3 separate regions of the Homo sapiens genome follow, and all the other regions are linked to region 3. Evidence: chromatin contacts called from ENCODE Hi-C or POLR2A ChIA-PET data. All regions are on one chromosome and are shown on one strand. The core of a region is the stretch at or near the end of the contact, and the rest is flanking DNA. Distances in the headings are between cores, read along the strand shown.

Region 1 (2,700 bases), core at 134-2,633, 170 kb before region 3:
AGCCTCCTGTAGCTCCTATACTTAGTCTTTCACGTCTAGGAGGAAAGAGAGAGTCTTCCTCCGCTTACCAGTTGCAGAAATCCTTACCTTCATTCTGACTGGACTTACTGAGTTCACGTGTCTAACCTTTAACCAATCTCAGAGAAGAGGGGCATATTAAGCACTAATTGCTTTTTGTCCAGGTTACCTGGGTGACCATTTCTGAACCAATCACTGTGGGAAGGAGGGTGAGATTATGCTAATTGGTTCAAGCCAATCAGGGCTTATCCCTGGAACTGGGGGTATAAAGGGTGTCGACCTAACCCAAATGTTTTGGCTTTATTAATGGGGACTGGGGAGGAGAGGAATAGACATTGTGGATGTCATCACATGGGGGAGACATTTCTTATTTATTTTTAAACATTTATTTGAAACAACCATAAACCTACAGAAGAGTTGCAAATATAGTATAAAGAATGTTTTCGCGGCCAGGTGCAATGGCTGTGGCCTGTAATCCTAGCATTTTGGGAGGCCGAAGTGGATGGATCACCTGAGGTTGGGAGTTCAAGACCAGCCTGGCCGACATGGTGAAACTACATCTCTACTAAAAATACAAAAATTAGCTGAGCTTGGTGGCACATGCCTGTAATCCCAGCTACTTGGGAAGCTGAGGCAGGAGAATCGCTTGAACTGGGGAGGCAGAGGTTGCAATGAGCCAAGATCGGGCCACTGCACTCTAGCCTGGGCAACAGAGGGAGACTTCATCTCAAAAAAAAAAAAAAAAAAAAAAGAATGTTTTATCCTCTGAAGCATTTTGAGTCTAAATTGTCATATCGCTCTGAATATTATAGTGTGTGTGTGTGTGTGTGTGTGTGTCCTACATGCAAGAACATTCCACTGTAAAGATACATTTGTTCCCTTTGATGAGTATTATATGGGCAGGTACTTTGATAGTTCACATTCTTCACCAAACTTTGCATTCACGTGCTTATATCTACATCAACTCATAGATTCTAATTTTATTCAAGGGGTTATAATCTGTTACTTTCATTTTTAACGTTGATGCTCAAATTGTCCCAGGGTTGGCCAGTGGGAGCATTTCAGGCTGGTTCCTCTGTCTTTCCAGGTGTTCTCATTTTTTTTTTTTAATCACTTCCTTACTTTCTGACCCCAAAAGATGCCCCGGGTGCCTCTTGTACATTCGCTGTCCCCTCACCCCTGGAATCGGCTATTATTCAAAGGAGAATCGCGGGCGCTTCTGAGGGCTGGTGGCCGACCCCTCACCTCCGAATGACCCCCTCAGACTCTTGATTTCAATGCGGCCAGTCGGCCAATGGCAGAGGAGATGGATGCTTCAGCGGTTGCCATGGAGACCGCCAGGCCGCAGAGCGGAAGGAGGCGGTGACGTCACCGCGGGAGCAAGTGCAGCGGCCACATCCTCGTCCTAGTCCGGCGACAGGGCACTGAGTGCAACCTCTGGGCCAGCGGTGAGGGACGCGCCTCCCTGCCTGCCAGGGCCGCGCCTACGACACTCTGTTGGCAGTTGTCCCAGGGAGATCAGCAGTCCCAGATCCGGAGAGACCGTTGGGGCCTGTGAGACCTTCGGAGGCCACGCCAAGAAAGGGGAAGCATCATCTTTAGACCCTCCTTGGTGCAGCCTTGCCCAGGACCCGGGAGCCACGAGTCAGGTGGCAAACACCGCCTTCTGCTTCTCCAGCACGCGTAAGTCCCTGGGAATCTTCGAGCCCACTCAGAGGGAGCCACAGAAGCCCCGACGTTGCACAGCCCTGCAGGCAGGGGCTGGGGGCATCCTTCACTGAGCTGGACGAAGGGGTCCTGGGAGCGGCCTCCGGCCCCTGAGGCCTCACTCTCTCGTAGCCTTTGGGAAGGAATCGCGGCATCCTGGATAATTTCGTGGATTCCCGAGGCAGCTCAGGTGTCCACCAGCGGGCATACTGCTGCCTCAAAGAGTTGGGCAAGATGCTGTTCGGGGTGAAGGACATTGCACTGTTGGAGCACGGGTGCAAGGCCCTGGAGGTGGACAGTTACAAGTCCCTGATGATCCTGGGGATCCCGGAGGACTGCAACCACGAGGAATTCGAAGAGATTATTCGGCTGCCCCTCAAACCTCTAGGCAAGTTCGAAGTGGCTGGGAAGGCCTATCTGGAAGAAGATAAATCCAAGGCGGCCATCATTCAGCTGACGGAGGACATCAATTACGCCGTGGTCCCCAGGGAGATCAAGGGCAAGGGCGGTGTGTGGAGAGTGGTCTACATGCCCCGGAAGCAGGACATTGAATTCCTGACCAAGCTGAACCTCTTTCTGCAGAGCGAGGGCAGGACGGTGGAGGATATGGCCCGGGTCCTGAGGCAGGAACTGTGTCCCCCAGCCACGGGCCCCAGAGAGCTGCCTGCAAGAAAGTGCTCTGTGCCTGGGCTGGGGGAGAAACCGGAGGCTGGGGCCACCGTCCAGATGGACGTGGTGCCACCTCTGGACTCCTCCGAGAAGGAGAGCAAGGCTGGAGTTGGCAAGAGGGGCAAAAGGAAGAACAAGAAAAACCGCCGGCGGCATCACGCCTCAGACAAGAAGCTGTGAGGTGGTGGCATCGGGTGGGCGTGGGGAGTGTCTGAGGGGGTGTGGGTGATGACTGTGGGAGGGTAGGTACCACCTCACTACGTTTAAGGAGTGCGAGTGAGTGTGGGTAATGCAAGGGAGGGTGGG
Region 2 (2,700 bases), core at 127-2,626, 150 kb after region 3:
AACTTGTGTAAGTTGTACAATATAAATAATTTAATATAAGTTAAATTCGAGTGTGAAAAGATTTACTGGCTCTATTAAAACTAAAAATAATAAGCAAGGTAATGGGTATGTTAATTAGCTTGATTTAATCTTTCCACAAAGGTACCACTGTAGGTTGGTATGACTTTCCCAGAACTCCGTTACATGAATTAGAACATCACATTGTATCAAATAAATGCACACAATTATAACTTGTCCATTAAAAAAATACTAATTGGCCCGCTTCAGTAGCAAGCACATGTAATCCCCACAACCCAGGAGGCTGAGGTAGGAGGATTCCTTGGGGCCAGAATTTCGAGACTAGCCTGTGCAACAGAGTGAAACCTCATCTGTAAAAATTTAAAAATTGTTCTAATTAGAATAATACTAATCAAAAATTGCTTTAACTAAAGCAAATGCTTTGGAAAGATTCAATATATCTGAATCAGCAAAGAGACATTGTTCTTATTTGCTAGAGGCAAAGCAATGTATTTTTTTAATTACTAAAATCTAGGATTTCCCAGTCAGACTATTAGGTAAATGTCCTTAAACTCACAGCATTTTTACAGAAAACCACAAGTAGATATTGCCAGCAATGCATTATCAACGGTGTTGCTGCCAGAAAGACAACGAGAGCTCTTTTCTGTAAGCTCACACTCACAGAGAAAATTATTTGGTATGTCTTAAAAGACTGGGAAATGAGGAGATATACCTAATGTAAATTACGAGTTAATGGGTGCAGCACACCAACATGGCACATGTATACATATGTAACAAACCTGCATGTTGTGCACATGTACCCTAGAACTTAAAGTATAATAATAAAAAAAAAGATTGGGAAATGAACAATCCAAAAATAGAATTAACAGTCCCACTTATAACATCAACAAAAGGAAAAATGGACCCATCATCAGTCACCAAGACCTGAGAACAGAGAGTGGCAGCCCCTTCACACAGGCGGCAGAGCAAGGAAGCTGTCAGCCGGCGAGCCTCCTGGAGTATACCTGAGATGGGCAGAACTGGGGACATCAGTTCTCTACAGCAGCCCTGCAATGAGGGGCTGGAGTGGTATAGAAAAAATTCCAACGCTTTTTGCTGGTAAGTGGCTCTACTCATTCATTTATCCCTGTCGCTGGTTCCCTTCTTGAAGCTTGAAAATAATCTGAACTTTCCATGTCAAGAGCAGCTGGCCTCCTCCCATACATTAATTTTCTGTATTGGCTAGGTATTGGCTGCAAACACAAGATTAAATTACACAGAGAGTCGGGTAGTGAAACTGCTCCCACTCAGGCTGAGTCACCAGATTCACCCTGAGGTGAATCTGAATCAGGCTGAGGTTTCTGGGGTTGGCTGTTAGCTTGGGTCTGCATAGCTACCTCTCAGAGAACACACTGGCCACAGCTCCCAAGCTGTAGCTGTTTCTGCCTCCCCTGACCCAGAACTGCTACTTCCCTCAACATTTCCAGTGATTCGCTGCATTTCATTTTGTCTTGTGTTTTCTACTGACGCCGCCTTATTTTTGTTTTATGTGCCTTACCTGATATTTTGGGGGTTATTCACATTTTTAAAATGTATTTTCATTTTCCCTGTAAGAGAGAGCCTGTGTTTCTGGCTTGCAAACCAGGCTGGAGATGGCACCTTCCCCAGAGCTCAGGAATTCTGGGTGAGGATTGAGTGTGGGGAATGTCATGAGATTTAGCCTGCTCCTGTAGGCAAAAGGACCTTTTGAAACACACAAGTGGGGATAGTTAGGTATTTCATACACATAACATAGTTGTGATACGAAAACCAGAGAAAGATAATCACCAAATATTCTAGGACACTGGTCCTCAATATTAGCATGCACAAGAGTCACTAGGGCTATGGATGAACATAGGTGTGATACAAATGCCAGAGAAAGATAATCACCAAATATTCTAGGACACTGGTCCTCAATATTAGTATGCATGAGAGCCACTAGGGCTATGGATGAAAATGCAAATTTCTGGGCCTTACTCCCAGAGATTCTGATTCTGTAAACCTGTGGGGAGTCCAGGAAACTGCATTTTCAAAAAGCACCTGTATTAGTCAATTTTCACACTGCTATGAAGAGCTGCCTGAGACTGGGTAATTTATAAAGAAAAGTGGTTTAATTGGCTCACAGTTCCGCTTGGCTGGGAAGGTCTCTGGAAATTTAAAATCATGGCAGAAGGCAAAGGGGAACCAAGGCGTATCTTACATGGTGGCAGGAGAGAGAGAAGGAGAAAGTGCCACACTTTTTAACCATCAGATCTCAGGAGAACTCACTCACTATCACGAGAAAAGAATGAGGGAAACTGCCCCCATGATCCAATCACCTCCCACCATGTCCCTCCCTAACATGTGGGGTAATTCAAGGTAAGATTTGGGTGGGGACACAGAGCCAAACCATATCAGCACCCATGACTTTAATAAATGGAGTTCGCCAATAACTTCTGTGAAAACAAAGACTAACCAAATAAGAAAGTAAAGGCTATCTATTCTACAACAAAGAAGTCAGCCACCATCACTTCCATTTTGGGAGAGACTCAAAGACCAGCAGAGGAGTAGGAAAGCTTTATAGTGGAAAAGGTATCACCCTTTTTTTCGCATGTTCCCTGATTGGAGGCTGTTGGCATGGGGAAGCTGAGGATAGCTAACTAGATGCACAGCATCCTATGGGAT
Region 3 (2,700 bases), core at 122-2,621:
TTTTAGTAGAGATGGGGTTTCACTGCATTGGCTGGGCTGGTCTCGAACTCCTGACCTCAGGTGATCCACCCACCTTGGCCTCCCAAAGTGCTAGGATTACAGACGTGAGCCACTGCGCCCGGCCGAATCTGAATGATATCAATTGAGGTATTGGAAAGCACTAGAAAATTCTATGAGGTATCACCTGTTCTATGAGGACCCCAACTAAAGCAATAGTGTTACTCTCAGCGCTTCTGTAAGGGACACTGCAATATTGATGCGCCTGTGTTTTCTCACAGAATTACCCCATTAACCAGGGCAATCTAGTGGAGTTAGGACGAGGATTGTGTCGTAATTCGAGAGAGCTGGGAAGATGGTCCTTGGGCTCCCTGGATCAAAATATTATAGAGTTTTATTTTTCCAGAAGAATCAACCAATGCAGGCAGAGCAAGCAGCCCTGGAGTTGGGCATTAAACCATCAAGGATGTGGCAACTTAATAGCACGAGGCAGTGACAGCTGAGCATCGAGGATGGGGTCTCCAGCCCTGTGTGGCAGAGCTGCTCCCTCCTGCCTGGCATTGTGGATCCTGAAAGTCCTCAACTTGCTCCTCCACAATTGTCAGGGGAGATGGGTTCCTGGCCGGTCCTTTGTTTCTGGCTTCCAGAACAGCCAATTGCAGAGATAGTTTCCTACCTCTAGGAATGGTGTCTGCTCTGATTCTGTAAGAAAATTCCAGGAGCAGGGCCGGGCATGGTGGCTCACACCTGTAATCACTTTGAGAGGCTGAGGGGGTTTGGATCACTTGAGGTCAGGAGCTCAAGACCAGCCTGGCCAACATGGTGAAACCCCGCCTCTACTAAAAATACAAAAATTAGCTGGGTGTGGTGGTGCACACTTGTAAACCCAGGTACTCGGGAGGCCAAGGCACGAGGATCCTGGGAGGAAGGGGTTACAGTGAGCTGAGATCACGCCACTGCACTCCAGCCTGGACGACAGTGACACTCTGTCTCAAAAAAAAAAAAATTTAAAATTAAAATTAAAAAAAAGAGAAAATTTTAGGATAAGGTGCTATGGAGAAACCTCAGAAAAACAGCCAAAGGTGACAGAATTCTTGAATAAAAATGGGTCATAGGGATTTGTATCAAAATAAGTTGACGGTGTTTCCAGTTTGTTGAGCAGAGCAGCCACGTGAGGGTTTTGGGTTCCTGCTCTCCTCCTCCCATCCTCCCCCTCCAAACGCTCTGCTTCATGAAGTGGGGTTAACCAGGGTAGGGATGTGGTCTGACCACTGTGAAAATCAATATTATTTAAAAGCCACTTGAACCATAACAGCACTTTAAGTGATATGACTGTGATCTGAGTCACATATGATTACAACTTCCGTTTCTCACATTACAGGTCAACTCACTTTCTTCTTCTTTTTCTTTTGTTGTTGTTGTTTGCTTTTGAGATGGAGTCTCGTTCTGTCACCCAGGCTGGAGTGCAGTGGTGTGTTCTCAGCTCACAGTAACCTCCACATCCCGGATTCAAGCAATTCTCCTGCCTCAGTAGCTACCCAGATCTCGAGTAGCTGGGATCACACCTGGCTAATTTTTGTATTTTTAGTGGAGACGGGGTTTCACCATGTTGGCCAGGCTGGTCTTGAACTCCTGACCTCAAGTGATCCACCCGCCTCGGCCTCCCAAAGTGTTGGGATTACAGGTGTGAGCCACTGCGCCCAGACTAATTCATGTTCTTATTTTTCTTGTTCTGTATAATGACTAGGGAGAGTTAAATCACTTTGGGGCAAAAATCACTGCCTTCTGGTGTTTGTTTGTTTTTAGACACAGTCTGGCTCTGTCACCCAAGCTGGCAGGTAGTGGCGCGATCTCAGCTCGACTCTGCCTCCCGGGTTCAAGTCATCCTCTTACCTCAGCCTCCTGAGTAGTTGGGACTACAGGTGTGTGCGACTGTGCCCAGTTCATTTTTGTATGTTTTGGTAGAGGTGGAGTTTTGCCACGTTGCCCAGGCTGGTCTTGAGCTCCTATATATAAAATGTCATATATATATGACACATATATATGACATTTTATATATGTATATCATATATATATCATATATATAATATGTATATCTCATATATGTCATATATGTATATATATGACAAAGACAGAGGAGTCTAAGTAAATGTATGTACTTCTTCAGAGACAGGGTCTTACTCGGTTGCCCAGATAGGAGTGCCGTCTACTCCACTTCCACCCCCAGGGCCGGGCAGGTGACGCTTTGGCCTCTACCTGGGAGACACTAGAGCTCACACTGTGGGCACCTCTGGAGCTGACTGGGGAGATTTTCCTGAATCCTCGGCTCCCGCTGGGTCTGGACACCCTGTGGCTCCCTTGTCACAGGATGGCCTCACACCTCTTCTGCTGTCCTGGGCCCTCGCACTGATTCACGTCTAGAAGGGGACCAGGTCATACAGCAACCTTCGGTGCATGTCTCAGCTCTAGACTCACAGGGTCAGCTGTAAGACTGTGGCTGTGTGAGTGTGGGAGGGTGAGGACAACCCCAGGAGTGTCCTGCAATTTCCTATTTGCCAAAGAAGCCTCCATTCTGGAGGAGAGAGGGACCGAGGGTGGAGGGAGCATCGGTCCTCTCCTGGCTCTCAAAGGATCTGGCATCAAATCCACCATGACACATACCCTGTCTGGGACCTGTCTCGATCCAGGGCCCAGCATGTCTCT

Evidence for each region. A loop is a pair of places that touch in the nucleus more often than their neighbours do. ChIA-PET counts read pairs that join two places held with the same protein, here RNA polymerase II (POLR2A). Pooled maps may share reads with other maps.
Region 1: a loop to region 3 is called in a pooled map, with 6 times the contacts of the local background. The contact joins the promoter of PNMA8C here to the enhancer-like site in region 3. A Hi-C loop is called at or near these places in 3 of 50 pooled maps. POLR2A ChIA-PET finds 5 or more read pairs at or near these places in 2 of 52 experiments (A549 and CD8-positive, alpha-beta T cell).
Region 2: a loop to region 3 is called in a pooled map, with 13 times the contacts of the local background. The contact joins two enhancer-like sites. A Hi-C loop is called at or near these places in 1 of 37 single-sample maps with no recorded cell type and 11 of 50 pooled maps. POLR2A ChIA-PET finds 5 or more read pairs at or near these places in 2 of 52 experiments (Caco-2 and activated CD4-positive, alpha-beta memory T cell).

What each region holds. Positions count from the first base shown.
Region 1 is chr19:46,427,619-46,430,318 of GRCh38, reverse strand. PNMA8C (PNMA family member 8C) reads left to right here and starts at 1,383. Exons shown (of 1, transcript NM_001386793.1): 1 at 1,383-2,700. The coding sequence starts at 1,960. The coding sequence ends at 2,574. RefSeq lists an enhancer at 1,383-1,652.
Region 2 is chr19:46,114,232-46,116,931 of GRCh38, reverse strand. It overlaps a transcript of IGFL2 not described here. Among named protein-coding and RNA genes, the nearest start is that of IGFL3, 9.1 kb to the left of the region's middle. Within about 2 kb of position 1,376, at least 5 of the 41 ENCODE cell types and tissues checked have a DNase peak (open chromatin) inside an H3K27ac peak, as active enhancers do.
Region 3 is chr19:46,261,687-46,264,386 of GRCh38, reverse strand. No RefSeq gene overlaps it. Among named protein-coding and RNA genes, the nearest start is that of IGFL1, 33 kb to the right of the region's middle. RefSeq lists an enhancer at 710-1,909. Within about 2 kb of position 1,371, at least 2 of the 41 ENCODE cell types and tissues checked have a DNase peak (open chromatin) inside an H3K27ac peak, as active enhancers do; they include CD8-positive, alpha-beta T cell, where a contact is called at or near this core.